Regions from separate parts of the Mus musculus genome. Here regions 1 and 2 are each linked to region 3. Evidence: chromatin loops called from intact Hi-C (ENCODE). Cell type or tissue: left cerebral cortex. All regions are shown on one strand.

The links. A loop is a pair of places that touch in the nucleus more often than their neighbours do. Peaks named below come from ENCODE experiments on the same cell type or tissue, not always from the same donor. Only the 100,000 strongest peaks of a DNase experiment are listed, where the experiment ranks them.
Region 1: it touches region 3 in a loop (2.8-fold over the local background); 3 of 42 quality-filtered maps call a loop at or near these places.
Region 2: it touches region 3 in a loop (2.5-fold over the local background); 2 of 42 quality-filtered maps call a loop at or near these places.

Annotation. Positions count from the first base shown.
Region 1 is chr8:41,557,528-41,565,527 of GRCm38, forward strand. No RefSeq gene overlaps it. Among named protein-coding and RNA genes, the nearest start is that of Gm50494, 140 kb to the left of the region's middle. In left cerebral cortex, no CTCF peak of the experiment used is centred here; DNase peaks (open chromatin) are centred at 3,053, 4,621 and 5,442.
Region 2 is chr8:41,546,432-41,554,431 of GRCm38, forward strand. No RefSeq gene overlaps it. Among named protein-coding and RNA genes, the nearest start is that of Gm50494, 130 kb to the left of the region's middle. In left cerebral cortex, no CTCF peak of the experiment used is centred here; DNase peaks (open chromatin) are centred at 3,231 and 3,725; H3K4me3 peaks cover 565 bases.
Region 3 is chr8:41,452,984-41,460,983 of GRCm38, forward strand. No RefSeq gene overlaps it. Among named protein-coding and RNA genes, the nearest start is that of Gm50494, 40 kb to the left of the region's middle. In left cerebral cortex, no CTCF peak of the experiment used is centred here; a DNase peak (open chromatin) is centred at 4,878.

The DNA of each region.
Region 1 (8,000 bases), 100 kb after region 3:
TTATTATGCATCTTAGCCTGGGTTTTTGTTCTTGACCCTCCTGCTTCAGTTTCCCCAGGGCTGGCATGGCAGCATGCATCACCATGCTTGGCTTTTTGTTCTTTGGCACAGATTCTGTCTGTCTGTCTGTCTGTCTGTCTGTCTGTCTGTCTGTCTGCCTATTTATTGTATTTGAACTGAGGCCTTGCATAAACTGGGCAAGCACTCCATCATGGAGATGTACTTCAACTTTGTATTTTCTCAATTCAGAGGATAAAGAGGTTAAATGTCTTGGCCACAGATACTCAGTTCATCATTTTCAACTGATGTCTGTACTTCTGATTATAAATTTTATGCTCTTTTACCTCATAATTATATACAGTATATTACAGGGTCCATTGTTTCTGAATGTGTGCTTACTGGTTTTATATGATCCTATGAGGGAAGTGCTGAGTCTTTTAAAAAATTGTGTGTGTGTGTGTGTGTGTGTGTGTGTGTGTATGTGAGGTGATTGTGTGTGATGTGAGTGTGTGTGAAGTGTGTGTGTGTGTGTGTGTTGAGTGTATGATTGCACATGTGGAGGTCAGAGAACAGATCTGTGGAATCCTTTCTTTTTCCAGCTTTCCATGGGTCTGGGGATTGATCTCAGTGTGGCAGGCTTGTGTAAGCACCTTTACTAGTGGACCCACCTCAGTGTCCTCCAAGAGTCGTATGAGTCTCTTCTAGTCCAAGGTTGAGCTAAAATAGCCTGTAGCCTTGACTAAGCAATTTGTAAAAGGAAGGAGGCTGCACGGTGCACATGTTCTCACCATCCAAATCTCTTCTCATGAAAACCATTTTGTCAGCAGGAGAGAATTAATGTGTAAATCTTTCTTAGTGACTGTGATCAGCTTACCATATTCACCGGAGCAGCGACCCCAGACTCCAGAAACTAGTGACTGGCAATTGGTTGAGTGTTTGGTGATCCTAGGTCCCTTCTCTGTTGATATGGTAGGAGTAGATCCAGTTGGAAAGACCAAAGATGACCCCATTTGTAGCTGGTTTGTATTTATTTATAACTACCTACTGTGTGACTATAAATACGCATATCTCCAGGGTGAAAAGAATAATACAGGATTTTGAGGCATGCTATAACATCTGTCCCGGTGGATGAGAATTCCAGAGCGAAGATAAAGGTCACAATGGAAGTGAAGCGCCAAGACTTTCATTAGTCCACAAATCAGAATTTATTTGACCCTAACTCCTCCTGCTGGCACCCAAGGGTGCTGTAAAACTGACTTCTAATCAAAACAGAATAATGAAATATAACCTAAAAAGGGATAGATGTGTAAGTTAGCTTTCAAAACACAGAGGTATTTTGTTATTTTAAGAACAGAATTCTCTACCTGACAAGTTTCTTTCATAGTTGAATACAATCTGTAAAATAAATTTTTTCATAAGCACTAAAGTGAGACACTTAACAGTTACATAAATAGAATGGAAATGGATTGCAGACAATTCTCCAGGGTAGAAGTGGTGCGGGATAGAACTACTATACCAACATACTTTCATTTCTGTGTAGGTGGACTAGTTAAACTCAACTTATTTATTCATATAATGAGCAGATACTGAGTGCCAACCATGTTTAAACAACATTATGGCTTACGCCTTCCATAGTTGGGAAGCAACAGTAATTGTGAATTGAAAAGTAAATGCCCCTTACAATTGCATCTGAGTACTTGAACACTATGTTCTCAAGCTCACTGCCTGCACCCAAATTTTCATTTAAGCTTCAATTTTGGAGATTTCTTTTTACATTTATTTATTTAGCATGTGTGTATGTGTACATGTATGTGCACGTGTGTGCACAAGTTTCTTGTGTAGAGGTCAGAGGACAAACAACTTTTGGGTCAGTTCTCTCTTTTTACCATTAGGTTCCACTTGGTTGTCAATAGTCAGTTCTCTTACCCACTGAGCCACCTTGCTGGTCCCAATTTGAAAATTTAATTAAAGTTAATAATTGCAAAGAACTTCGAGATGCAGACCTGTGTTCCTCAATTGTTGTCCACGTTGTTATCTTTTGCAACAGAGGAATCTTTATGCATCCTAGTGGCTATAAAGTACCTTGTAGATGCCAATTTTGTTGGTTTTCATTTATGTGGTGCTGAGGATTGCCTCGTGAATGTCAGGCAAGGGCTCTACCACTGAACTACACTCACAGCCACAATTTCTCTTGCTATATTGAAAAATTAATCTCATTTCAGAAGCTTGGCTAGGCAGTGGTGACTCACCCCTTTAATCCTAGCCCTCAGAAGGCAGGCAGATCTCTGAGTTTGAGGCCAGCCTGGTCTATAGATTGTGTTCTAGGACAAGAGAACCTCTGTCTGGAAAAGCCACCCAATCAACCAACCAACCAACCAACCAACCAACCAACCAACCACAACCACAAAAAATCATATATATATATGTGTGTATATATATATGTGTGTGTGTATATATGCACACACATATATGTATATATACACATACACATATACATCTATATATATGTTATATATATGTGTGTGTATATATACATCTATATATATATGTGATGCTAGAATCAAAGACTGGGTGGTTAAAACAGATGTAACTAATATCCTGTTTCCTAGTGTGATGACCAAGGCACAGGAAAGGCTAGGTCAGGTTCATTTCTGCATTATATCTGATAACCAGAGTGAATGACTGGCTCATTTGCTATATCCCATCTCAAGTATAAAGCATCAAAAACTAAGAATGGCTAAGCTACTTTTTTTAAAAAAAATCATTTTCCAAAATAGAGAAGCAAATGCAGTTTATCTTTTCCCACCAGAAGAACCATTCTTAAGTTAAAAATATCAGTTCCCAATGCCAAAAGAACAAAACAAAACAAAACCCACATATAGTATATACTAAGCAAAAAATGCACTTAGTATTTTTATAGCCAATGAAATAGTTAAAATATTCCAGAGAGAATGGAATGCAACAGCTCTTATTCCGGAGAGTAAAAGTAGCAGGTGTATGACCAACATAGCGGATCCTCTAGCTGTGACCAATGATTGCAAAGGATTTATATAGTTCTTAGCACTTCTGTTCTAAGTGCTGGGGCCTGAACTCAGCTAGATAACTTGCTCCAAAAATCTACTTCACCCTGTGTATATATCCTGTCTGAAACAAGCTTCCTGGGATCCATCTTTACCCTGCCAGACCTTATATCAGAAAGTCTGCTTATTTATTTATTTATTTATTTATTTATTTTTAATATTTTTATTAGGTATTTTCCTCATTTACATTTCCAATGCTATCCCAAAAGTCTCCCATAACTTCTCCCCCACTCCCCTACCCACCCACTCCCACTTTTTGGCCCTGGCGTTCCCCTGTACTGGGGCATATAAAGTTTGCAAGTCCAATGGGCCTCTCTTTCCAGTGATGGCCGACTAGGCCATCTTTTGATACATATGCAGCTAGAGTCAAGAGCTCCGGGGTACTGGTTAGTTCATAATGTTGTTCCACCTACAGGGTTGCAGATCCCTTTAGCTCCTTGGGTAGAAAGTCTGCTTTTTGAGAGAAGTCAGAGTCCCAGATAACACACCGGTCAGGACAGTGCTCTACTACCGACTTAACACCACCAACCCCATCATTTGTTTGAAAGTAATGTTTTTCTTTTGTGGGCTTTGTCATGGGACACCCCTCCCCCAACACACACCAATTCAGTTGGCTTTGGGTCTCTCCTCTGATCTGAGCTTTTCCCACTTGAATTTTTAAAAGCATCAGTGCTGTTGTTCCTATCTTGTAGACAAGGCAACTGAGGCACAGAGGTTACGGAACTTGCTGGGATTGGGGCCGCACGGCTTTTGCTGCAGGAGAATGAGTGCTCTCAGTAGTCGTCAGGAGGAGGGAGAGTTCTTGCTACACTAGGAAAGGGGAAAGGTACAGGTAGGGGAGAAAACGGTATCTCAGAACATCACCCATTGCATGAGTTAGGCCTGACTGTTCAGGGTCAGACATATGACAGATGTATAATGAATGTTTTTAATAAATAAATAAATAAATAAATAAATAAATAAATAAATAAATAAATACTTTTCTCATATCATTTAATCTCTAATAGCTGAGCTTTATATTATTATAATTAGATCCACTTTTTGATTTTTAGGGTTTTTCAAAAATTAAGATCATCTTTTGGTGGTATAGAATAGTTCCCAGAACAGGAAATACCAGAAAACCCCTTGGCTTCACTCTTTAAAGCATTGTGCCAGTCTGTCCAGTGTCACAGAGCTCTTCGTTCATTGATAGAATTAATCAGTTCGAATGTTCATTTCTAACAGCTCTTTCTCCCTTGACTTATTGCGCCCACGAGGCCCCCTGGGTACTACTCTTGAGTTTTGCTCAGTGATGGCAGGCACTTCAAAAGTCTACTTTGCCCTGTGTACAGCATTCATATATCCTGCCTGAAACAAGCTTTCTGGGATCTGTCTTCATGCCTCACTCCACCCTGCCCGCAGCTTATGTATCAGAAAGTCTGCTTTTTTTGAGAGAAGTCAGAAAATGTACTGTTCCATCCCGGTGATGAGAGGCAGACCTCCCATTAAAAGAAAGGCTGAGGAGGTTGGCACATAAAAGGGAATTGCAGCTGCTTAGTCGAGGCCGCTGAAAAAAAAAGATGCAGCCCGAGAACGCTTTCTGGCTGCGGGCCCGCAGCATTTTCAACCGATGGCGAAATGGAGAGATTTTCATCACCTCGGAGATTTTGTGTTTTTAGTATCGTCTTGTTCTGATAAGCAAGCCCAGTGAGATTACACAGGTCGGCCCTGCTATCACAGCTTATGCTCATGCACATGATCAGAGCAAGACAGCCTTCTGCTCTATGATACAATGAAAGTAAAAACCGAGCGAGGATTTGGAAATATTTCTCTTCTCAAGGCTTCCCCACTCTTCGGCCCCCCGGCCCCGCCCCTACCTTACCAACCACCTGATTTTCTTTCCTTTGTGTTTTTCTGGAGACACTGAAAGTGCTTTGGGTGGACTAAAACTGTAGAAAGTTGTTTATGTCTTGTCTTAATTGTTTGCCCAATGGCTTAACACACTACATATGAGTTCTTTGTGGACACCTGCTGTTGCTGGTGTCTTCTATGCCACGAATCAGCAACTGAGAACACTTTAATCTTGTCTGTCTACAAACTCCATATTCTTGGCAGAACAAACTTTTCCTGGCTCCAGGCTGAGAGTGACATAAGTCACAATTGTTCTCACTTAGTTGGCTTTCCCTAACCAATGGGGACCAGAAAAACCATCTTCCCCTTTACTTGCAAAATGCTAAGCATGGGTAGGTACTAATAATAGCATGGTAAGTTTCACTACACATCAGCATAAATCCAAATGGTACAGAGCTCAAATGGACATATAAAGCCCTCAAGTTTGCAACCACCCACATACACTCCCCAAATGAAACACTTCCTCTTCTGAAGTCCATTTCTTATTTCTATGAAGCAGCTAAGGCTCTTTCAAAGAGCTGCTCTGCCTGTAGAATTTATTCCCTCCTGTTCTATTTGTTGCAATGTCAGCTTGAGTCTGTAGGCAGAGTCTGGGTTTCCAGCCCTTTGAACAGATACCTTCTTCAGTACGCCAGACTTAATTTGCTTCGCCTCTGAACATACACTGTAATAACAGTGGAAGGCATTTGGAGCTGTCCGGTGCTACACTTCATGAGTTCATAGTCTCTTGGTTCTCTGGATTTGTCATGGTCCTTCTCCTCTTCCCTCAGGCCACTCAGGGACCTGCCTATCTAGTATCCAAAAGGACAAGCCAGCTTGAGAGATAACTGGGCAGGTGTTGGTCTCTCATGACTCCAGCGTTCATTAATTCTATTTTAACAGTCTTCTAGGTTTCTTGTAATTCCATTTCTGTCTGATATCATATTCTTTCTCCCTGGACACCTTTCTTGAATGTTTCTTGAAGATGGCAATGAATTCTTTCAGTTGTTATTTGTCTGATAAAGTCTTTATTTCTACTTTATCAGTTTGAATTATAAACCTCGGACATATATAATTTGGCAGGAAGCAGAATACTGGGTTGACATTTTATTTCCTTCAGCGATTTTAAGACATTAGCCTCTGTTTTCTGTAATGAGAAATCTACTGCAAACTTTCTTTGGCCCCTTTTATAATTAATGAAGGATATTAAGAGCCTGTAATTTTATCATGTTGACAAGCCAAAAATTTAGTCTGTTACAGTTTCACAAAAACTGACAACAGACAAAAGACTCCAGAGTCAGAAAAAAAATAACTACTTCTCATGGCCTGGCAAGTGAGAAAGCCTGGCTCATTTACCTCTTTCTCTCCCTCCTCCTTCCAGTGCTTAGAAGGCTGATGGTGATGCATTTACATGGATCATGATGTAGGATGCTGGCCTTAAAGAATTTAGATTTTTATAATGAACAACGTGTGTCAGCCCTTGCTGTCAAGACACTGTATCTTACAAGGCTATAAGCAAGCCGGGTGTTTGCTCTGAAGAGAATTACTGTTTCTACCACTTGATGTCATCTCATGGCAAACATTTTTGAAAAGATATTGTAAAACGAGGGTAACCAGTGCTTGACTTGGTAGACAGTTCTCTTGACAGAAACATGTTTTGTTTTCCTCTTCCTTTTGTTTGTATTTTCTTGTCCTTTCTTTCTTTCTTTCTTTCTTTCTTTCTTTCTTTCTTTCTTTCTTTCTTTCTTTCTTTCTTTCTTTCTTTCTTTCTTTCTCTCTCTCTCTCTCTCTCTCTCTCTCTCTCTCTCTCTCTCTCTCTCTCTCTCTCTTTGTTTTTTTGATTTGGCTACCTTCAGGATTTCCCAATTGAAAAGAAAAACATTATCCTTTAGGTTGGCATACAAAGTTTTGCCCTTCATTATGGTTTTATCATATGTATAAGTCATTGGACTCTGTCCACATCCACAACTGCCCACTCTCTCTCCCTTCTGCCTCCAGTTAATTCTCTTCTGTTTAGGTGCAGCTTTCCCATTGCACACCTTTTGTTTTGATAGTTCAAATGTGAAACGCATAGGTGTGTATGCCTGTTGGAGTGTTTTCTGCTCCGCTTGGATTTGAGTTGAGGTGTTTATCGCTGGTTTTGTGACATTCTTGGCTATTATTTCTTCAGCCATTTCTTTCTCCTGTTCTTACATGTGTAGTTTTCTGATATTCCAATTAGACATATGCTGGACCATATGGTCTTATCTCACAGTTAGTGGATGTAATCTTTCCCCTTCTGTTTTATCCTTTGGAATTTCTGGTGATTACATTAAGGTCACGGATTCCTTCCTGGATTTTATTGAGTGTGATGAAGTGGCTTCTAATGATTTGGGTCTCCTGTTGAATGCTTGGTCCCTTTGACAGCAATGTTCAGAGATGGGAGCCAGTAAAAGGTCATTGGGTTATGAGGACTAAGATCTCATTAATGAGTTAATCTCCTAGAGTTAATCTCCATGATGTCAATCATGATGAGCCACCCAGAGGTGAGACCTGGCTTCGGAAATAGGTCATTGAGGGCTCTGTCTTTGAAGGGGTGTCAATCATTTCCTGGGATCCTTCCTGTGTTTCTGCTTCTCAGCAGCCATGAGTGAGTAGTTTTCACTACCACTAACTCCCATGATAGAGTCTGATGTTTGTCTCGTTAAGGCCAAGAAACCAGGACACCAAGTGATCATGGACTCACATCTCAGGGAACTCAGGGTCTGAACATCCCTCCTTTAATTTGTTTACTCCAGGTGATAAGAAGCTGACTCACAGGTCAGGATGTCTTCTTGCTCTTTGGGATTCGAACTTGGTTGTTATAGCTTCTAGCTCACGCTGATCTATCCTGTGGCCTATCTCTTCTGTTAAGGACTTCAACATTTGATTCATAGCAGTTTTAAATTCTCCATTAGATAATTTTGCAGCTATGATATTCTGCATCATAGCTGAATCTTGTCAGACAGCTTGTCTCATTCTAGGGAGTGTTTTTCCCCTCAGCTTTTTATGTGTCTTGTAATTTTTTTTCTC
Region 2 (8,000 bases), 93 kb after region 3:
ATATCTCTGTGGGTCTGAGACAGAAAGCTGAAAAAATGAAATTACCTCAAAGACACAGAATCAGTTCCTAAGCATTTGATGTATATAAGTCAGTGACACTGTCAAATGCAAGTATGGTAGGGATTAGTGGGAAAGTTTCAGTTAGTCATAGAAACTGAGCAGGCTCAATTTCATCTGCTTGCCTGAAAGTAGAGATAATTTTTTTTTATTCCGTTACATATCGTTGGCAGAAGGATGGAAGAGACCAGAATCTCGCTAGGTAGACTTTCTCATTGCATGGTCTCCATCTCTCCCGCTCTTGGGTTTGCTTCTGCTAATTTTGCAAGCTTGGAAATTGGACCGTTATGCCTGTTGCCCAGACTGTGTTATGAGGCTCCCTGGAAAGTCCTACGCATATAGTTTGAGTTTTCCTGACCAAGTTGTCTAGAGTATTCAGTTAGGTGTGAAATAGGCTCAAACCACTTGAACTCAGGAGAGTTAACTGTAATTGGTTTGGGAGATAGAATGTGTTTCCCCAGGAGCTGACTATTTGGAAAGAGTCCCTTATTTCACTTTATTGTTCTGGAGCAGATAGAGATGAACCCTTAAGTAAGTGTACAGCGTGGTATCTTTGTTTCTGGCCATAGAACGCAGATGTAGGATCTGCCTAATCGTTCCAGGTTTCTGCTTAATCTCATGGGGTTAATGAGAACTACTAACGTTTGGATGGGGCTTTAAAGTTCTCACAGCACCTTCCTGTGCTTTTATTACATTAGACAGCGCTGTTGGTAATGAACGGATCTGTGACTCTACCTGCTGACCAAACACCCCGCCAATGAGATTCCTTCTCTCTGTAAGGATTTCCTCTTGAGGTTGATTTAGTTACTCAAAGCTCATCAGAAATAAGATGAAACAGAATAAAGGGGGAGTCTTTGACTTTTCCTAGTCTCGAAGTTCCAAGTTCACCGTGTTTGATTGTAGAAGATAAACTTTAGATGACATTGGCGACTGTTCCTTTGTGACTTGAAAATAAAGGCAAATACCACCATCTTGGTAAAGATCAAAACATCCCTAAGCACAGAAAAGACGAAATGAGATAGCTAAGGTCACCTCTCAAGATTAAACAATTAGGACAATGAATCCTGCTCATGTTTCCAAGTTCCTCAATTAGGGTTCTCTGAAAGCCTACAGAGAACTGGGAAAGGATTTACTCAGATGACAGCCTCTGTTTCCAGAGTTGGCTAACACTGGTCGGTGTTGGAAGGAGACATATCAATCAAAACTGTTTTTAGAATTAAATTAGCATATGGTTTTACAAACTCACATCTTCATCCATATGAAAGCCAGGGAGCACTGTCACAAAAGTATGGTTAGGATTTAACTGTCTCTCCGTGAGACCTAGCGCTAAGCCACATGGATACCCTGTTCCTTAAACTGTAAACTCAGGGCTGCAGCCTCTGAAACTTGACTCTGTAATTTGGTAAGTGTTTTAAAAAATACAGCTAAATGGCTACCACATGGTGGAAAATTAGCAATCTGGGACCAAGACTTTTGTGTGGCATTAAACCCACATATGGAAAAAATTAAATACCATCCTCAATGCCCTCCATGTGTTCAGTTGTATTAAATGAAATGCTTATAAAGTGTGACATTATTTAACTTTTATAGGGTTTGTCACATCTAGTAAAACTTATTATTGTTCTTTTGAAAAACTCCATACAGGTGCCTCTGAGCTCACGTCAGTCTGGATACTCTATAATGTACTTATAATTTGTTACTGGATATGGTACTAGGAAATCAACAGAATTCCAACCAGGATGACTTACGACGGCACCAGCCCCAGTAACTGCCAATAAGCAATAATATTTATAATAATACTTTCTTTTTTTTATAGTGAAGATTTTATAAAACCTGCAGGTAGAGTGTGGATCGTAAATTGTCGGGGCAAAAGTGGCCTCTTTGAAATTAATGACTCCAAGTATCTCATATTTCCCGAATTTAAATAACAGACCACGTGACCCTCACGGTTTCCATCTGTGAATGCGGCTGTTGAGGAAATTCCATAATCAAATTTCTAACTCTGAAAATAATAGAAATTCTCAGGAAATGTGTCAGCATGGTTGGTTTACACTGACAGAGGAAGATAGCTTCTCCCACCGTTACTTGCTAAGGAACGAAGCATTCTTTTAGACCTGAGGCCTGGAGCCTGGGATATTATCTCTCTGTATCAACAGGTGTGGTTCATAGTCTGCTGGCCTCAGTATTGCCTGCGATACCGAGAGGCGAGAGAGACTCCATTATAGACCCACTGGCATCTGCATGCTGGGAAGTCTTTTAGATGATGTGTTTGTATCCTTTTTGCAGTGGAGACACTCGACACTCCAAAGCCCAGAGTTTGGACAAACTCAGCAAAAACTGAGAATCTGAGCACGTGTCTACACCTATACATAACCGATATATCCAGAGTGTGATAATTTGAACTTACCTGATAGTTCTTGAGATTCTAAAATGTGCCTGGTTGTGTGGGACCTGGGGGAATGGCTGGGATGCATTGCTGAGCCTGCTGTCATGGCATTCTGTGTGAGGCTATGCTGCTTTCATGTGATTGTCCTGTGGACGGTGGGCAGGGGACACGGCCTGGCTGAGATTTGATTCCCACAGGTCTCAAATTCACCATAAAATTTAAACATTTAAATCTCAGTTCTGGACTTTTTTTTTTTTTTAAACTGTAGACAAAAGAATTTGCCCTGCTCTTACGTGTGATAGATCAAATTTCCAGGCAGTTTAAAAGGTGTGCATGGTTCACGCAGAGCATAGCAAAATTTACCAAACTCAATTCTTCCTGGTAAAGACCCAGCCAAAGTCTGCTTTATTACCACACGCTGTGAAACAGCATCTTCCGGGCAAACGCTTCAGGTTCTGGCGGAATGATTTTGCTTCAGGAGAAATGCCCGGGCTTACATTTCACCTCGAGGAAAGCTGGACAGAGGCAATGACTTGTCTACAGGAAAACAAATGACACCTTTGCAAGGAGCATTTTGTGGATTTCCGGCACAGTTATCCCATCACCCCACGCTGCTGCATTCTGGGGATCATGCAGCCGTGGCTTACGTTATAGTATCTGTGGTTCTCCGGGCCTAGATTTTTCTCACGGAGCCACAGACTGCCGGAGGCAGCTGGTAGATGATCAAAGGCTCAAAGGGCTGCTAAAAACAGGCTGTTAACGTCAATTTTTTTTTTCAAGTAACTGTTTTCGTCCCTTAGTTACCCATTTCACGCTGCACAGTAACGTTACTTGGTAGCTGGCACAGTGGGGTGGGGTGAGAACGCTCTTGAAGCTATGGACTCTGTATTCCGTGGGGCTTCTTCTCAAAGAATCAGCAAAAGTGTCTGCGGGTGCAATTTCAACTCACAGTCGTCTCTTTATTGTTACTGGCTGTAGTATTTCTTCTTCTCCTGTCATCTTATGAGGAGTGACGGTTAACTGCTCTCGCCTAGGTGTCTTAGACGTTCCTACAGAGTCACCAGGATTGGGAAGCCAACTTTTTCTCTTTTCTTTTTCCTAGCAGTGCAAGCTGTTATATACAGCATATAAATATTGGTAGTCGCTTTCTGCTGCTATTGACAACATCTGAACATTTACCCAGCAGCAGCCAAAAGTCAATGTTTTTTCAAAGGGATTTGCAAAATACATGATTCCTTTGTTTATTTATATTTCTGGTGGAGAGTGCAGATGGGAAACTCTGGAGCCAGCTCCATTTGCTAATGAAATGAGCTGGTTCAACTGCCAGGAATAGAAGAGCCAGCCATCCAGTTTGGAGTGTTGCAGCTGGGCCTTGATAGCTTTGAGCTAGTGAAGGGGAAGTTAGAGGTGTTTGGTTAGACTGGAAGGGGCTGGGGCAACTTTCCCTGCAGTGAGGATCCTGGCACACTTGGCCTTGGCTCTCCTTACCACAGCAGGCTGAACGCTGAGCTTGGGAGCTGTTGTCTACACACGGTGGTCCTGGTAGCAGAGTTTCTTTCTGGCTGGCTCAGCTGCCCAAGAAGCCACTCTGTGCCATCTGGCTCCAGTGAAAGAAAGAAAGAAAGATAGATAGATAGATAGAGAGAGAGAGAACTGATAACCCCATCCCGTACCTGGGGTAAGATCTCCGAGGGCCACTGACCATTTGTGATAATTGAGTGGAAGCAAAGTCAGAAACCACAAACCTGCTCTTTCACTGGTAATTTGAATACCAAGTAGGAAATGAACAAAAATGGTAATATTAAATTTAGAAAACAATGAGACATTTAAGAAGCTAACCAGGACATAATTATTTGAGATTTAAAATGTATATTTTTTGTGAATAAATTATATATAAATACATATGCGCATGTTTTATTTGAACTTAAATATGCACACACGGTTTTCTTTGATATTAATTTTTTATGTCAATCTAAAGTCATCTTTGTTTTTGTGGTGATGGCATCAAATCCAGGGCCTTGCACATACCAGTGAAGTGTCATATGACTGAACTGTATCCTAATCACTAAGGTCTTTTAAAAAATAGTTGACTTATAATCTTAGTTCTCTTTCTTACAGGAAGAACCACTCTAATGAACTATTCCTTACTTTCACATGGAGTGAGGACTCAAAAATACTTGCAGAGCCTTCCAAAGGCAGGCTCTTAATGGGGCTTCGAGTAAAATGTGGCTCAACCCGATGTAGTTGTTTTAAAACAACCATTTGTATTTTTTTTTAAAAATAGGAACAATAATTCTCTTTTTGCACTCCTCACTGATTTCAATAATAGTTCCTTAATTTAGGCAATTACAATCTGAGCTAGCACAAATAGGCTTGGGTACAAATCGGATGAAGTTTTGGTCCCAGAACAGCACCCAGGAAGGGAGGAGAAGGGGGAACGACATACTAGTGTGTTCCACATCCAGAAGTGGATTGTTTTCTAGCGTGCCTGATGGGAGTGATTGAGAGCAGTGGTAAGTTCCGGGGACCGGACCAAACCAAAGTCAGTTCAGAGAGCTGTGATGTATTTATGTGGAGGGGACTGGTTTCTATTGTGTGTGCCTTCACTATGGACCCATACCTTAGAAAGAGTAGAGCCAAAGAGGGGTTGTAGGGATCTGTGTGTTGTGATGTCTGATTCTTCTGTGACACTACCTGTACCAACAAGAGCCTGTCCTAGGCTGCTCTGGAAAGGATTCGAACTATATTTACTCTGAGCAGTAGGCCTCGATACACTAGCTGGTTGTTTGTTTGTTTTTCTCTGACTAGCATATAGTGTGGCCACTTAGAAGAACACTAGGGTGTGGTTGAACCAAGGCCAATATTTATTTATGCTCCTCTCTCTTAATGAGAGGGTAGAGCATACTACGTCTTTGCCTTTCTTTAAGTGACCAGAAAAGGAGTCATGACAGCCATATTAAAAAAAAGAGATTGCAGTTTCAGGACAGAGCTGGCCTACATCTGGATTCGGTAAAACATGGCCTTTGTGACCAACTTTACAAGTGAGCTAGCTGAAGTACTACAGGGTCATGATAGGCCTAGGGTCAGTTCGTCAGTCAATAGCTAGTTGCTATATGATCTCCAACCCTCGTAACTTTTAGCCCTCTATTTTAACTATTAAGCCACGTGGCCGGCTACAGAATACACCACAAAGCATCCCAGATGTATCCCGGGAAAAGTCCTTCCGTGACCCAGCTAACATCAAGCCCCCTTAGGACTTGGCGTTTATTAAATGTTCTCTTACAGTGTAAGCGCATTAACCCGGGTGTTATGAGCATTTCCCCGCATGACAATGTTATAAGATTTTCTTACGAGGTCACGTCCTCGGAAGGCAGGGATTTAAAAGCTGCCACAAGCAGGCAGCGAAGCAAGCAACATGTGGCTTTGCTTCCAGTCTGTCATTTTAAGTACTGGAGAATTTATATGAATACAATTTCGGATACAGCTGATGTAGCTCTTTTGTTTGTTCATGTGGGTTGGTTTCACCTTGAAAACATCTCTGGATACTCAGCACGCACCTTATCCCTGAATGGTGAATTAACTCCCACTCTTTCTGACTTCTAGTCGTGAGGATTTCAAAACCAATTGCATAGAGCAGTCAGGCTTAGCAGCCAGACTTTTCACTTTTAATGGTGTATCCGGGAGAAGACCAACGTTTTCTCTCTCTCTCTCTCTCTCTCTCTCTCTCTCTCTCTCTCTCTCTCTCTCTCTCTCCCTCTCCCCCCCCCTCTCTCTCCCTCTCCCCCGTCTCTCTTCCTCTCTCTCTCTCTCTCTCTCTCTCTCTCTCTCTCTCTCTCTCTCTCTCTCTCTCTCTCTCTCGTGTGTGTGCATGATCTTTATCCTATCAACTATTACCAGCCCTGATAGAAACCATTCCTACTTAAAGAATAAACAACATCCTAAGCCACTTCTTCCTTCTTCAAGAAAGTGCTCCGACTACTAAGGTAAACCATATCGAGTCAAAATATGTTGATTGATGGGGCATACTTTTCCTCAAACTATGACTCAAGCCTTCACTCCTGTTGAGGTTAGTTTATGACACTGACTTTGCATTCCAATGATGTGACTCAATCCAAGGCATTAATTTAGACATATCATGGAACCTTATGGATATTGTTCTGTTGTTAAAATGAACGAACCCAACATCTTAATTTTTTTCAATGAAGTTTATGAGCTTCTGAGTCCTTTTTTTCCAAATAAAGTTTACCAACCTTCTGAGCCTTTCCTCTCACCTCTGGGAGCAGCTTTACTCCTCAGACCCTCCAACCCTGTAAATGATCCTGTGAAACATATTTGACTGCCTTTGTTTAACAAAGGACTGCAGCCTAAACCAAACCGCCCTCCTTGCATGCTTTGTTTTCCACACGTGTTTGCTAAGTCTGTGTAATTTGGTACTTTGCCCCTCTGAACCCACTGTTAGGGCTGTGCGATCTATAAGCAGCTGCTGAGGTCCTAGCTGGTATGCAGAGGCAAGCAGGACCGTGAGGAATGCAGGAAGCCAGGCAGCAGGCTAGAATGGACCGCATAGACCAGAGAGACCTCAGAACTGGGCACCTCCAACCTGGGCTTGCCTGTTCCCAAAGTTAGTTCTGAGCAAAGCAGGATGCCAAAGACAATTTCCCTTTGCAAACAGGATTTCTTATGGTGGTGTTTGGGAAACAGCTGGAAAGTTATAGCAAGTACTTGCATGATAGGGGTCAAGTAAGTTCTATAGAAATAATTTGAGCTAGACCAACTTGGTGACTTCACAATCAATTGCCCTTCATCCTTTTTTAAAAAAAGCATTATCCATTTGTATATGAAGTGGAGGCTTTAGAGGAAACAAGACATCAACTATCTTTTGAAAAAGATGTATTTTTAAGTGTCTCTGAGTGTATGTTAAATAAATCTGGGTATCCATGGAGTTCAGAAGGAGACATTGGACCCTCTGGAACTGGAATTACATAGGCAGTTATGAGCTTCCAGATATGGGTGTTAGAACTAAACCTAGGTCCTCTGCTATAGCAAGAGGTACTTCTAACCACTGACCATCTTTCAAGACCCACAAGTGTCTCTTTATACATTGTATAATATAAGTCTCTAAATGGTGAGTGCAAATTAAACAGAGCAATTCGTCTGTTAGCAATATTTAATTAAACAGTGCACCAAAATGTACAACATAAGATTCCTACCTCAATCAACCTTCCATTTTTTAATAGTAATAACTTATGTAATAAAAGAGCTAGTTGTGGTGCCATTCACCTGTAATCTTGAGTTTGGTAGACTGAGCCAGGATAATTGTGAGGCCAAGGCTTAGATTATGTAGCAATATATTAAGGTACAGCCTTGAAAAAAGGACTAGTAAGTAATAGTGAAGAACGTTTTGAAGTACTGGTCCAAGTTAGTCCTCAAAGTATGTTTACTGAATTAAAGGATGACCATGGAATTGGGAAGAACTTATTTGGAGAGTCTTGAAAAGGGAGTGTCACACAGGGCTTTTCTTACTTTGGAGATATTTATTTATTGTGGAAGAGTGAGA
Region 3 (8,000 bases):
GCATAGGGTTCTTCTATGTAGCCCTGGCTTTCCAGACTGCCCTCAAATGCAGGGATCTACCTGCCTCTGTCTTTGCAGTCCTGGGACTAAAGGCGTGGGCCACCATGCCTGGCTTCCCCTTTGGTTTTGAGTCATTTTAGCTGCTTCCTTTTCTTCCCCAAATCTCAGACACCTGAAGGTAAAATCTTTTCACTAAGAACCTGGTCATCTTTCACTGAACTAGAACTACAGCCATCGTACAAATGCTAATCTCTTAACTTCCAACATAGTCCTCTATGTTAAGTTTCATTTAATAATTTGAACTAGGCAATTTAACTTTTAAAAATAAACAGAAAAAAGAGAGGCCTCTCTAACATGGCTAAGGATTTATAAAACAAAATACTCTATGCTGCTGACTCCATGATTTGTGCTGTGTTTGCTGATGATGTTTTTTAAGTAACTAATTATATTCTTATTTTCAGGATTTAAAAATGCATTAACTGACATTTTGTTAAATTTTATCTACAGTTCTGGTGGGATACGTTTGAAGACTGGGGATGTGACATGGACAAAGTAGAACCCCTCTGTGTGACCTCATGCTCACAGAGTGAAGTCTCTCTTCTGCTTTTTCCTCTTAAGTGAAATGTGGATAACTTTTCCCCACTTCACACGTAGGGTGACTGTGTTAGGTCATGTACAACAAAGTGCATGGAAGACCACGAAACTCTCACCTGGGCACACTCACAAGTTTCTCCCATCCTAGGAAGCGCACAAGGTCTTTCCTCTTACAATCACAGGGCCTCATAATATCCTGGTCCCTTCCTTTCCTGGCTCTTCACTGCTTCCGTTTCTTCTTGGCACCTCCAGCTCTCTCTTGATGTTTCCTGTCAGCGGTTAGACACAAATCTTTCATTTTTATGAAACTTATCTTGTATCTGGGGGAAACTCTTCCCACAGTTCTGTAAACCTCTTCATCATCTACCTAACACCTCCATCACCTATCTGTTCCTTCTTTCATGGCCACGTCTCCCTCAGGAGTTTTCTGCACTCACTACGTCTTTACTCTCATTTCCCCTTCCTCGGGACAAGATGATTCCCACTTCGACTAAGACCATTAATTCAACGACTTTTCTTTTGTTAAGATTTTTGTTCTTGAGCTGAGATTCCCACTATACAGCTCTGGCTAGCTTGAAACTTGCTATGTAGACCCAGGCTGGCCTCAAACTCATCTGCCCACTTCTGCTTCTCACGTACTGTGTTAGAAGTGGTACACTACCACACTTGGCCTGCTAAGACTTTTTTTTTTTTTTTTTTACTAGTGTAGAGCAACAAAGCAATGTTACACATCAAATGGCTTGTTTTCTCTCAGAACCAGGGGCTGGAAGGCTAAGATGAGGTATGGCAGTTGTGGTTCTCCCTCCTCCTCCTCTTCCTCCCCCTCCTCCTCTTCCTCCCCCTCCTCCTTTTCATCCCCCTCCTCCTCTTCCTCCTCTTCCTCCCCTTCTCTTCCTCCTCTTCTTTCTCTTCTTCCTCCTCCTCCTCCTCCTTCTTCTTCATTTTGTTTGCTTGTTTTACAAAACAGGGTTTCTCTGTGTAGCCCTGGCTGTCCTGGTACTCACACTGTAGACTGAACTGACCGATAACTCAGAGGTCCACCTGCCTCTGCCTTCTGATTACTGGGATTAAAGGTGCACACTACTACTGCCTGGTTAGTTGTAACTTCTTCTGAACCCTCGGCTTATAGTCAGCTACTTTCTTGATGTTTTCTCACAGAGTTTTCCCTGGTCTTGACTGTCTGTATCCGAAATCCTTATAAAGATGTCAGTCATGTTGGGTCTGGATTCATCCCTGACTTTACCTTATTATCATTAGAGGCACACACACACACACACACACACACACACACACACACACACACATTTTGGGGGAGACACAATTCACTTCTAGCTATTACCAGCAGGCTTCTTGTTTTTGAGACCAATGACCTGGCAGAAACATTAAGTATAATAGAGTTGACAGCTTCTCCTCTTTTATCTGGTGGTGGTGGTAGGGTCTTCCCACCTATGTGGTGTATTTTTTACCCTTCCTGTGGCTAATGTTAGCCACTCCCCTTATGCGACTCTTCTTACTCAAACTCCCTGTTTTGAAGTTTCTCAGTCCTCTGCCCTGGGTCCTTTTCTCTTTTGTACTATACATAGACTCTAGACAATATTTTAATAATTGCAATGATTTTAAATACCAGTTACATGTTGATGACTCCCAAATGTATAACTGTGCTACAGATTGGTCAAAAACAGCTTCAAGATGCTGTGTCCGAGTAATGTCTTGAGATTTCACCTTGGATTTTCACAAATGCTAGATGCTGGGTGCTAGAACATAGCAGCACTGAGTTTGGTCTCAAATCTATGTCTATTCTTGCTCTCCCAGTTATTTCTTTTCCAGCCTTTTTATTCTTTATAGAATCCACTTCAGTTTACCTAGTTGCTTCTGCATTAAATAAGGGGGTCCTTGATGCTTCCTTCCCATTGCTCCTCTGCCATCGTACTGCAACCAGAGTCTTATTGTTGTCTCCAACTAATTTCCACCCCTGCTTTCTCCATCATTACGTTTCACCCTATATAGTAATGTAAGCTCTTCCTACTTCTGTGCTCCTTCAGTATATTCCTTCTCCTCTTCCTTGTCCCATTCTCCTCTTCTTCTCCTTCCCCTTCTGCTCCCCATCCCACTCTCCCCTCCTCCTCTATCTCTATCTCCTCCTCCTTTTCTCTGTCTCCTTTACTGCTCCACCTCCTCCTCTTTCTTCTTCTTCTTCTTCTTCTTCTTCTTCTTCTTCTTCTTCTTCTTCTTCTTCTTCTTCTTCTTCTTCTTCTTCTTCTTCTTCTTTCTTCTCCTTCTCCTTCTCCTTCTCCTTCTCCTTCTCCTTCTCCTTCTCCTTCTCCTTCTCCTTCTCCTTCTCCTTCTTCTTCTTCAGACAGACACTGTAGAACAGGCTAGCCAAACTTGTGAGTCTCTTACATCAGCCTCCCAAATCCTGGAGTACAGATAAATATATTATATAATCACTGGACCTAATGCATTCTTAAAAGATATTTATCTTTTCAATTTATTTGCATGTATGTGTGTTCTGGTAGAGGCCAGAAGAAAGAGCCAGATCCTCTGGAGCTGGAGTCACAGGTAAGATGACTGACATGGGTTTTGGCATCCAAACTTGGGTTATCTGGAAGGGCAGCAATGGCTTTTAACTGCTGAGCCATTTCTCTAGGCCCCCCACCCCTCAATACATTCTTTATGGGACTCCAAGCAGATCCTTAAAATATTTCAATTAAGTTGGTACTTGTATATCTCAGCAATGTTGCCATTCTCTTGGGTCCTTGAGTTGACCCAATTCATGGGTGTATTTACTCTTTTTTGGCTGGCTAGCATCTATGAGCATTCTTGCTCCCCTGAGTACCAGGCTAGCAGCCTGGGCATCTCTTGAGTATGAGGTCTTAGTGACTCAGAATCAGCATTTTACTTAGGAACTCAAATGATCCATGTATAATTTTACATGTATGATGCTTTGCTATAAATCTCATTCTACTTGGCAGTCCTTTAGAGAGAACTTTCCCAGTTGGCCAGTATATGTAAAATTACATACCGGATTTAATCACAGAATCTGTGATACCAGAAAGGAAGGGAGGAAAGCTCAAACAGGGTAGTGATATCTACAATCACAAGAGGTTTTTAGAGTTTCACCTAAACCTAAGGGTATCAAAAATTTCAGTTGTACAGAGGAGCATATAATGTTTGTGAATAGTTTGACTAAAGCTAATTGAAAACTGCAAGATTTGCTTACTTTTGGAAATACTTTTGAGTTCCTTCTGAAAAACCAGTTTTTCGAGGTGGTTTGTTTCAATTTGCCACACCATGATGCCACAGGACAGATACACAGCAGTGAGTCCCAATTGGCTTGGGTTTTCCAATATTTCATTGATCTGTGTTGTGGGGGTGCATTTTAGATTGCCCAACAAGAGCAACAATTCTTTAATGTGGTTTGACTCCTGTTTTGTTACAAGTCAATTGTTCAGTGTTTTGTTGCTAACAGGTAGACATTGCACTGTGGACTGATTGTTTTTGTGGTTCCTGGGGTCATCATCTGTGGATTGTCAGAAGGGCGGTAATCATTGCAGACACCCAACATTTTTACTGATAAACATGTCAGGATTCAGATGGTGAACTAAGTCACAGCTTGTAGCTGTGATGAGAAAGAAAATGTGCAAATGCTTCTTAGATTTGCCTTTGAAAGCATTTCTAAGGCATCATATGCTTATACTGTTTGCCAACGATTCTGTCACCTCTATCAAGGCATTTTATTAAGTTAACTGAAAAAAAAAAACAAACCAAACCCTTGAAACTTCAGTAACGTAAATGCTAGCAGAGATATAATTGTACATACAATCTCACCCATTCCTTGAGGACCCCTGAGTATTACAGCTGCCTCTTGTTGGTTTAATAATAGAGATGCAGAGTGGTAAACTCAGGGAAATTGGGATGCAGGTGTAGTGCCATTTAGACATAACGGAGGACACATTTGACATCTCCTGTGAGATCTAGAGGTAAAACAAGCCAGAAGTTCAAGCCAGTTCTGTGTCACAGCTCCACGGTGGCTTAACATCTCCCGTACTTTCTTTGGACATTAGTAAAGACTCCAGGGAATAAGAGAGGGACTGACAGTTGCTGACTGCCTTCCATGGGATACTCATTCCACCACCAGAAAACTCTTCAGGAGGCTTTATTTTACCCAGCATCACCAGAGTAGCATTTAAAAAGCCACTGAAAAATCAATAAGGATAGCTGCTATATATAAAACATAACAAATTTTGGCAAGGGTGTGGAGAAATCGCAACCCGTGCACGTTGCTGGTGGACTGCAGAGGGGTGCCACAGCTGTGGGCTATGGTATGGCGCCTCCTCCCCAAAGCTAAGTGGGGAATTACCATATGATTTCTGCATGCATATTTATATTTACTTCACATCTATATTTATCCCTCAAAGAATTTCAAGCCAGAACTCAGCTAATCATGTATCTCTGTGAAAGCTCAATAGTGACATTACTCTCTGTGGTTGAACAGAACTAAGAAGAAATTCATTCAAGGGGAAAATGGCTAAACAGTGGCTAAACAAAGTGTGCTATTCAATGTGTAGATTATTTAGCTTCAAAAAGGAAGGTGATTATTATATTGTTTCTTTTTTCTTTCTTTTTTTTTTTTCTTTTGAGATAGGGTCTCTCCAGATAGCCCTGGCTGTCCTGGAACTCATTATGTAGACCAGGCTGGCTTCAAACTCGCAGAGATCCTCCTGCCTCTGTCTCCCAAGCACTGGGAGTAAAGGAGTATACACCAACACATCTGTGTTATTGTTATACTTTCTACAACACAGATGGGCCTTGAAAACATTTCAAGTGAAATGAGCCAGAGACGGTCAGGCAGTGGTGGCGTACGCCTTAAATCCCAGCACTTGGGAGGCAGAGGCAGGCGGATTTCTGAGTTCGAGGCCAGCCTGGGCTACAGAGTGAGTTCCAGGACAGCCAGGACTACATAGAGAAACCCTGTCTCGAAAACCAAAAAAAAAAAAAAAAAAAAAAAAAAAGAAAGAAAAGAGAAAAAAGAAAAAAAATGAGCCAGAGAGAAAAAACAAACAGGTGATTCCATTGGTGTGGAGCATCTAGAACCTGAAAATTCAGAGATAGAAAGCAGCTGAGAGGCTGCCTGGGCGGAGGGAGGCAGGTATGGGTACTTACAAGGATACAGAGTTTCTGAATGAATGTAAATAACCTCTGGAAATCCATGGTGGTGATTGCTATACAACATAGTGAATGTACTTAATGCCATACCATTAAGTGCTTACCTCTGGCTAAACATACAAACACAGCTTGGTGCTCTGACTCCTGTCAGATACCCTGATGTTGGTCTGGAGTGGGACCTAGATGTCAGTGTCACATAGTCAGTGCCTTGGGTCTCAGTGTCATTCTGTGAAAGCCAGGCAGCACCTTTGGGCTGCTCATCTCCAGGGCCTTCTCAGATCCTCTTCTTTTTAACAATCAATGGTCCCGTGCATCTAAGCCAGACTGGCTTCTTTTATTCTTCTATATCTCAAACTCAGCTATGAATTGAGGAAATCAAGATGACTTAAAATTTATGGTACATTACAAAATACTTCAATAGCTATCTCTTTATTTTTTTATTGACTAAATTGTATGTCTGACAATTTCTTGCACATAAATAATGCATTTTGAATACTTCCACCCTCTCTTCTCTTCCCCCACCCCTGTGAACAAGTCCTCCTCCTCTCTACTAGTCCCCTTCCAAAGTGCATATGTTTTTATTTCTTTTGTGACACTCTTAAGTTTAAGGGTTGTCTGTGTAATCATGCATGGGTATGGAGATTCCTAACCCATCCTGGTGGGCTCACCATTAGAAGAAAATTACTCTCCTCCCAGTCTCTCTCCCTAACTCTAACTCTAACCCCAATCCTAACCCCAACCCTCTAACCCTAACCCTCTAACATTAACCCAGCCCCCCATTTTTTAAATAAAGGGAACCAAATTTGAGGTGTGTTGCCAGAAATATTAAAAAAAAAAATCAGCACGTTCCCGTGCTTGAGTTCGGCACTCTGTGCCCCATGGGACTGGCCGGCCATGCACTGGCAGACAATGGCTGACCTGTTGTTACCTCGTGAAGACTCTGACTCAGAATTCCAAAATCTTTCCACCCAGCTCGCTAAGTTTCCACTGGTAGGTTGATACCACGCCGGCTGCATGCTTCAAAGCCCCCATGGCCTTTGTGGTGCACATCAGGCTAACCCATGCTTTGCTGCTATAACTTTCTCTGTTGAACCCAGTCGAATAGCTGCAAGAAGAAATAAACCACACAAGCTTAGCTCAGAAACAATGGTAACTCAATATCTGGGCACAACAACTAAAACCTAATCTTGTACGTCTTACTAAGTCTGATTCTTCCAGTGGCGAATCCTGATGGATCTCACATGATACCGGCAAACCCTAGCAGCTACACCTTGTCCTTAGGCTATCCCCAAGACCTCGAACCCTCTTCTCCTTCTCTTCCCCCTATCCAACCCGGAAGTCCTGCCTACTCGCCCAGTGATTGGCTCCTTTATTCATTAGGGGATTGGTTCACAAGAAGTCACCTGAGGACAGGGCTCACTCCTTGTCTGCAACCCCTCCCAAGGAGAGCAGAATTGGCATCAAAATACAAACAGCAGCGCTAGGCCTATCCACTATAGAGGTGCGCTTCCCACAGCTCAGGGAAGCTACCACATATGGTGAACTCTCTGTTCCTGTCCTGAATCTTTCACTAGGCAGCTGAGAGCGGAAGGACCCCATGAGCACCTCCTCCATTCATGTTGACATTTCTGGCTGTTGACAGTTCCAGTCACATCCAGTCCTAATGCAGGCAACCACAGCTATGGTGAGTTTATGATTGCAGTGGCTGTGCCAAGCCCAGAAGACAGCATCTCCCTACCCTTCCTGTCGTCTTCTGGTTCTTATATTCTTTTGCCTCTTTCCTATGACGTTCCCTGAGTCTTGGAAAGGGTGATATGAATGTGTTGTCTATGGGTTGAGCCACTCAATGTTCTGAGGAAATAGTGACATTCTGACTAGGAAAAGGATAAGTCCCATTTATGTAGAGGCTGGGATCAACAAGGAAAGAAGGCCAGGGTTCCCGTTCTTCCTTCATTACCCACCATTTCTCATCTCTCCTTCACCCACTGTGGTTCTGAGCTGTGCTTGGTTCTAGTCACTTTCCTCATTAGCCCCTTTATGGAAAGTGTGTGACTTCCATGAGAGTGGTGATCTACATCAAATTACATTATTTCAGTGGTCCTGACTATGTGAACGCTGGCTTCCAACACTAGAAAAAGGAGCCGAGTATGTCTTTAATGGAGAAGTCACCATGTGTCACCTTGACTAGGGCTTCCCAAGACACAATCTACATGTTTCTGTGGGTGCACATTTCACTTCTT